Regions from separate parts of the Homo sapiens genome. Here all the other regions are linked to region 1. A link is a loop called in an ENCODE intact Hi-C map of the cell type or tissue named here. Cell type or tissue: endothelial cell of umbilical vein. All regions are shown on one strand. Region 1 holds the start of SYNE1-AS1 (SYNE1 antisense RNA 1). Region 2 overlaps SYNE1 (spectrin repeat containing nuclear envelope protein 1). Region 3 overlaps SYNE1 (spectrin repeat containing nuclear envelope protein 1).

What was found. Peaks named below come from ENCODE experiments on the same cell type or tissue, not always from the same donor. Only the 100,000 strongest peaks of a DNase experiment are listed, where the experiment ranks them.
Region 2: it touches region 1 in a loop (7-fold over the local background); 4 of 110 quality-filtered maps call a loop at or near these places.
Region 3: it touches region 1 in a loop (3-fold over the local background); 5 of 110 quality-filtered maps call a loop at or near these places.

What each region holds. Positions count from the first base shown.
Region 1 is chr6:152,379,894-152,382,393 of GRCh38, forward strand. SYNE1 (spectrin repeat containing nuclear envelope protein 1) reads right to left here. Exons shown (of 146, transcript NM_182961.4): 56 at 1,113-1,469. SYNE1-AS1 (SYNE1 antisense RNA 1) reads left to right here and starts at 637. Exons shown (of 2, transcript NR_120501.1): 1 at 637-700; 2 at 1,167-1,820. In endothelial cell of umbilical vein, no CTCF peak of the experiment used is centred here; DNase peaks (open chromatin) are centred at 738 and 1,468; H3K4me3 peaks cover 1,478 bases; H3K27ac peaks cover 2,222 bases.
Region 2 is chr6:152,457,332-152,459,831 of GRCh38, forward strand. SYNE1 (spectrin repeat containing nuclear envelope protein 1) reads right to left here. Exons shown (of 146, transcript NM_182961.4): 22 at 1,426-1,599. Among named protein-coding and RNA genes, the nearest start is that of SYNE1-AS2, 56 kb to the left of the region's middle. In endothelial cell of umbilical vein, no CTCF peak of the experiment used is centred here; a DNase peak (open chromatin) is centred at 1,520.
Region 3 is chr6:152,314,851-152,317,350 of GRCh38, forward strand. SYNE1 (spectrin repeat containing nuclear envelope protein 1) reads right to left here. Exons shown (of 146, transcript NM_182961.4): 87 at 1,999-2,136. Among named protein-coding and RNA genes, the nearest start is that of SYNE1-AS1, 64 kb to the right of the region's middle. In endothelial cell of umbilical vein, no CTCF peak of the experiment used is centred here; a DNase peak (open chromatin) is centred at 1,321; H3K27ac peaks cover 2,141 bases.

The DNA.
Region 1 (2,500 bases):
CTGTGACTGGAATAGAAAGAAAGGGAAAGAAAAAGGAACCAAGAAAGTGTAACTGATTTTTTCATATTATACCATGTAGAGCAATTATCAACTTCTTTGTCCCTCTGTGACAGAACTGATTTCTATGCTTTATTCTGGTACATAAATCTAAAGGACAGGAAATGGAACAGAATAACAAAAACAAACCCCCAAACCTAGAATCATTATAAATAGAGTAGCATAAAGAGGTAGAAAGCTTTATTTTATGGCATGCTGCATTTGTTTCAAATACTTGATTTAAAACCAGACACTGCTGGAAATACTACATGACTTTCTTACTGGCAGGAGCTATTTTGAAATGATTGTAATATAAATAGGAGCAGAGAAGTTTACTAAATTTCCTTTTAAGGACATCCATGAATCAGGGCATTATAAAACTGGAAATATTGAAAAGGCTTTCAAAGATACTGTTTAACAGTGAAAGAAACGAAGAAGAGGTTACACTCTTGCTCATTCTTCGGTCTCCCTTGTAGGCTTCCCTTTCTCACATTCTAAAGAAGCTGCCATTAGCTTCAAAAAAAAAAAAAAAGTCTCGGGAAGGTGACCAGGGAGGGTGACGTAGAGTTCTGTTAACAGGCTAATTCAAGAACAGCTGTCAAAACCACACAGAGGAGAGCTAATCGGGGAGATAACTATTTGCTGTGCTGTAGGAGATTACCAAGTGAGTCTTTTAAGGCTATAAATTCAATCATTTAGTTGTATGAAATAGTTAACTGGCAAGAAAACAGCTATGACTCTCTGTCTATTTATGCCCCTGCCCACAGGCCATTTTTCAGACTGAATGGCTGAATACAGTATTACAGACTCTTACACCATAGGAATGAAAGTAAAATGTCTCCACTAACAACAAATGTTTCCTACCGCAAATAATAACCCAAATCTTTATTTTTACAAAAGTTTGATATATAAGAAAAGGAAACAAATCAGACTTTGCTTATTTAATGAGATAAATACTTCTTCCAAGTGTGCATGTTGCGTGTTTTTAGTTAGCAAGATTTTTTTTTTAAGGAATGATGAAAGTCAAAACATTTTTTAAAGCATAACCACCAATAGAAAACAGGAAGCCAACTTACTTGTCCTTTGTGCCAGCATTCCACTATCTCCTCATCCGTGTTCTTGCCTTCCAGGAGGGTTAACTGCTGAGCCCAGGTTTTCAGAAGGGCACTGAACTGTTCCAGGGCCTGCTCCAGTTGAGCCACTTGGCCTGAGAATTCCTGCTCCGAAAGGGCCATCTGGCTGACCAGGTTCTCCAAACAGCTCTGCGTTTGGAATACACTGTCTTCCCACTGCTTCCAGTCGGCACGCAGGGCCTGCATCTCCGTGTGCATGAGCTCACACCCACTGGCAGTTGTGTTCTGTTTCACTTCGGGAGCCAGCGACTCCACTCTGCTGAGACGGCTTGCACCAATCTCTCTGGAATCTATCAGCTCCTGTAATGGAATATCACCATGGTAACTGAAGAGCCTGTGAGTCACTTGGACTGCAAGTTTTCAACTGTGTACACAGGGGGACCCTGTCCTGCCAGGAAGTTTTAACAAGTGTGCCACAAGGACCCAGAATCAATTCATCTGTCCACTCTTAAATTATAATAGCGGGAGTTGTCATCACGAGTGCCTAAGGCTTATGGCAAAAAAATCCCGAGAATCCTCAATATCCTGAAACAGACTAAACAGAGACCCTGAAATCAGGCATTATTCGCACACGTGAAAATGTTTAGTGACTCAAGTGTTTGCCTGTGGTGGATTGCTCCTGTGAATGATTAAACCCATATTTCCCTCAAAGTGGATGCTCAAGTAAATAAAGATCGTGGCAGAACTGTGTTCTGCTCACGGTCTCTATACTCAATTCATCTTCTTCAACAGGGTGGTGGCTTAAATCACACTTCCATTCTACTAGGAATCAAGCAGACTCATCACAGCAAAAGAATGAGCCCTACTCGATTCCAAATACCTCAATACTAAGTAAACATTTTTGTAGCATATAAAATGAATAATTCATTCATAGACTGACTTACTCAAAAGTTTAAAGTAACCTCTAGACTGAGTACATTTATTAGTATTTTTTTACCTTAAAAAAGTCACTAGAAATTTAACAGTTTAGCTATAGCCAAGTTAACAATTTAGCTCGATCTTAAAGCACACAAATACTGTAAAGGAAAACAAGATAAAATTAAATCACATTGTTAAATTGATATAATTGCAGCATTTCTGAGAATAGATTCTCTTACTAAAATTTTTCTTGGTGAAATAATCATCCGATGTTTATATATTTACATATCTATTGCTAAAGGCAGGATTTTGTTAATATTATTACAAAATTATGACTTTACTACCGGATTAAATAGAAATAAAAGATAATCAGGCACAAAAATGTTCAAGAAGAAAATCAATGACCAATTAGCAAGTAAAGAAACATTGGAATGTTAAGTATGAAGCATGCTTAATAAATTATGTTAAGCATA
Region 2 (2,500 bases), 77 kb after region 1:
TCTAAGATCTGAATATCTGTCAGACTCATTTCAGACACTCTCGGCTCTTTCTACTAATGATGCTACCTTCCTCCCATGAACCTATGTCAATTAATGCAGTGGCAAACCTTTTGTACATTAGTGTCTCTCTCCTCTGATGGACAGGTTCATTATAATAAACCAAATAACCCAATTAACTACAACACTCAGTAGGAGACTGTTATGCATACAATCTGTTTACTAAAAATGAGACAAAGAAAAATGATTATCACATCAAACACATTTCCAGAGTTTCAAGGTTGTTTAAACTGTCATATTTCAAGAAGCAAAGTAAAGATCTCATAAGTCAGAGGTTATGGATACTGGATGAAAATGGAAAGCAATTGTTTTTATTATATGTATATAAATATATATCAAATTATCTGTCTATCTATCTATCTATCTGTTTTCAAAGTATCAAGAAAAGAAGGCACGTATGCCTTTTTAAGTGAAATTAACCATTTCGTCAATCAGCAAGGCAGCAGGTAATGCCTAAAGCTATGTGTGGGAAGCAACAGTAAATGATTCTCCAAAAGAAAGTCAATATAAGAAGGAAAATATTATATCTGTATATATAATACAAATATTTATATATTTTATATAAATATCCTCTCTGTATAAGTTTTATACATATAAAATTTATATATATTTATCTTTTAGTTATGTAATGTAGAGACAGGATATTTATTTAATTTTCTTATAGTGTCTTTCTACTAGCAAACCTAGGGATCACGTTTCATGAACAAAGCCCATAAAAAGTTTAATGTAAATAAATTCTTATCTGTATTTTTAAAAGGATAGACTATATGTGGTCTATTGCTAGTAGGCAGGAACTCTAAGAAAAGTAAATAAATACAAAGCAGAGAAATAATAGAAAGTCCTTTGATTATGGGTACCCTTAATGTTTGAAGTTAGAGTGGCGGATTTGGCTCCATCTCTATAACACATCCCTTATTTCACAGAGACATTGTGAACTTTGCACTTTCTGTAGTTGGGGCTCAGGATGCATGGCTTACGCGTGCACACAGCAGATGTTTATAAATGCTTGCTGAGTATTGCCAGATCACAATGTTGCTCCATTGATAGAAAGGGGAGCTGGGTGCTCAAAACAAACCATTTTTTCTAACTTTGCTCAACTCAGTGAACTTACTGATTCAGATGAATGAGCCTGGTTTGCACCTGAGTCCAGCTAGACCATTCCCTGGAAACAAACAGCTCACATAGCCCCTGCACTGACAGTGAATGGATTTTCATCTTTGGACAAGACATGTATTTTTGTTTTGAGTTAGTAGTACTATTCTAGAAAAATGTTTCTTGTCCTCACTGAATTTCTATTCCTGTAAGCAACACCCTGGTCTTGTTACACATGCTTTAGAATAATTGTCTCCTGAAAAGGATTGTTCTCACCTGATGTTTTTGTTTAAAAAGGGCACTCGATTGTGCCTCACGCTCAAGAACTGTGATAATTTCATTGATTTTCCCAAGTGAGTCATAAAAGGACGTCATCTGCTTTTCTAATTCCTCCAACGGAATCAACAGCTGCTGAGACTCATAAAGGAGTGGGGAGTAACATTCTTTGACCTTTAAAAACATAAAGACAAAAATTCCATGAAAGACCATTAAGTGCCACTAGCTCAGGGAACGTTCATAGCTCTGAGGAACATTTTCTTTAGTGACATGATCATTTGGTGCTTACAAATATCCAAAGACATTTCTTTAATGATATTTCCTCTATATTGTCAAATTTTGCTGTGAAAAATAATAGTGCTGTACCACTGAGACAAATAAATGGCTACTGAGTTTTCTCATGAAAATTCATCTAAATCGTCCATCTGGATAGCACTTTCTCATCTAAATGATTGTTTTTAGTGAGCCAGATGGCATCAAATTATACTTCATAAACCATGCAACTCATTTTCACTTTGGCCTTGAAATCTGACCTAAGACAGTCATGAATTATTATTATATTACCTAGACCAACCTGTGTCTTCCAGCTTTGTTTTCAAGAGATCGCCTACTTGAACCCTTGACTGCTGATAAACTTAGAAACCTGTTGACTCACTCTTCCCAGACAGGCCTGTGCTTTCCTGCCTCCCACCAGCTCCATGCTTTGCTGCTCCCTGCTTATCAACATCCTACTCATCCGAAGCACTAAAGTCACACCAATTTATTCATGAAGCTTCCCATGCTAGGGGAGGGCTCTGTAGTCCAAACTGATGCAGCCCTTACCTGTCACTTGTCTTGTAAAACATGTTTTAGTTTATAGACCTGCATTGTCTTAAAGATGAGGCCACTAGCTCCTGGAAATCAAGAGCTCCAGGAGGTGTCTACTCTTCATCCTCCAAGAACTTCCCACCTCTTCTCATACTTTCAGATAACCAGGGAAAGGAAATTAATCAGTATTTGTTAGTAAGCCATTCTTTGTTTTTCATATAGTATAAAGACAATAATGTTCTAACCAGATGAGGCATATTCCAAAAAG
Region 3 (2,500 bases), 65 kb before region 1:
TGAGGGACAAGATTCACTTGAACCTGCCCAGGCTGTAGCTCAGTGGCGTGATCTCGGCTCACTGCAATGATGACGAGGTTGCAGTGAGCTGAGATCACGCCACTGAGCTACAGCCTGGGCGATAGAGCGAAATGCTGTCTCAAAAAAGAAAAAAAAAGTCATGATAACCTTAAGGACTTCATTATATTTTATTATATGCAAATATTTACTTGGAAAAAAATTATTTCACATTTAAGTTTTCTTTAAACTTTCACTACAGTTATTAATACTGTGGAAAATATTTTCTATATTTTGGATTGTAGCCATAAAAAGGAGTCCAAAAGGAGCCAACAGGCCAGAGTAGTAACTTTTTTTTTTTTTTTTTTTTTTTTGAGATGGAGTCTCACTGTCACCCAGGCTGGAGTGCAGTGGCATGATCTTGGCTCACTGCAACCTCCACCTCCCGAGTTCAAGCGATTCTCCTGCCTCAGATTCCTGAGTAGCTGGGACTACAGGTGCCCACCACCATGCCCAGCTAACTTTTGTATTTTTAGTAGAGATGGGGTTTCACCATATTGGCCAAGCTGGTCTTGAACTCCTGACCTTGTGATCCACCCACCTCGGCCTCCCAAAGTGCTGGGATTACAGGTGTGAGCCACCGCACGTGGCCCAGAGTAGCAACATTTTTGACAATCACCATACATTTTGCCAATTATTTTTCAAAGAGATTTTACCAGGATACCAGCAATGTTTGAGAGCTCTCACTTCCTTAAATATGAACTTGAAAGAAACAGTATGAATGTGACAGTTAAGTTTGTCTTTCTTCCTCTCTTTTTTTGCTGAAATTTGCATTTCTAGACTTCTAAGGATGTTGGCTTTTTTTCATTGTTTTCAAATCAGTGGTAACTTAAGTCCTGTCTGTTCATATCTAAGCATATCTTAAAGCAAAAGATTGGAGTTGCTTAAGAAAGACATTGTGGGAAGAATACGCAAGATTGATCAGAGAAGAAAGACTGTGAATATAGGGAAAAATTAGAAGCTGTTAAAGCATTCCAAAAATGGAAAAATGAGGCTTTGATCTAGAACCCTGTAAACAAGAATGGAAACAGGGATTCATTTAAAGGCCACAAGGATACATAAATAATATAAGAGACAAAAATCTAGAATACTCGATACCCATGTAACTCCTATAAAAGTCACCCTATATTTTATTATATGATAACTAGCCTATTAACTATCTGTGTCTAATTTAAGCTTAAGTTACAAAAGGATGAAATAATTTCCTGGATGACGTGACTGACAGAAAAGGAACATTTTTCTCATGTAACTTCAGAGGAAATGAACTAACATAGCCAGCATGTGATGTGGACTCATGGCTTGCTCTGGGCTGCCCGACCTCCTGTGGAAGGCCAGATGACAGGCCTGGGTGAGGGCTGAGGGAGGAGGCGGGAGATCTCCCACTGAGCACCTGCATGTGCCAGGCAGACGTTTGCACGTGTGTACCTTAAACCACTTGATCTCATAAGTCTGAAATACGAATATTATTTACGTCTTCATACAAATGATGAGAAGACAGAATTCAGAGAGGCAAAGCATTCTGCTCCAAATCACACAGCCCTGCATGGCGGAGCTTGGTTTTCCCACCAGTCTGAGTGTGGAGTCTAGAATCTTTCCACACTTCATTGCATCTCTTCACAGGAAAGAATTTCCCACCAGATCCCTGCAGATAATTATTTCAAAGAAGCTACAGAAAATGAGTTCTACAAGGCTGATTGGTTTGGGTCTTGGTGTAAGGTAGGTTTAGGGAAGATCAAGGATATTTATTTATTCAATTTCATGAAATTTCATGAGAAGCTCCTTTCTGTCCAACTACTGAACAACTTAGGGGTACCTTAGCATTCTTTTTATCTGGTAGCTCCAAAAATTTTACATCACAGCCCTCTAAGTGTTGTGTCAGTCTACCCAGTTAAATCAAATTGCCCTTGGTTACTTTTTAAAGATTATTTTTCCTAAGGTTACCTGATGCAAAATATATTGTTCCCGAAGCTGGCTTGCAGAATTCCATGCAATAGTTCCATGAGCCAAGACTTTAGCTTTTTCAATCCACTTCAAAATTAATTCAAGCATTTCATTGTATTCTTCTAAATGTGATGCTGCCTGAAAAACCAGTAACATTAATGTAACAAATGTAAACTCCTCAGTTTCTTGAGCTATAAATCAGTCTTCTCTCTCTTTGGACACAACAGTCTTAGGGGTTGATCATTATAATACCTATGATATTCAATGGTATCAAAAGATCGTTTCCCTGTTAAAATCTGTCAAAGCTTTCTCAGTGACCTTAGGATAAAGCTCAAGTTCTTAATATGATTGAATTATTCCTCTTTTTCTTTCTTTTTTCTTTTTTCTTTTTTTTTTTTTTCCAAGGTCTTACTGTCACCCCGGCTGGAATGCAGCAGCTGGATCATGGTTAATTACAGCCTCAATCTTACGGGCTCAGCCTCCCACCTCAGCCTCCCACGTA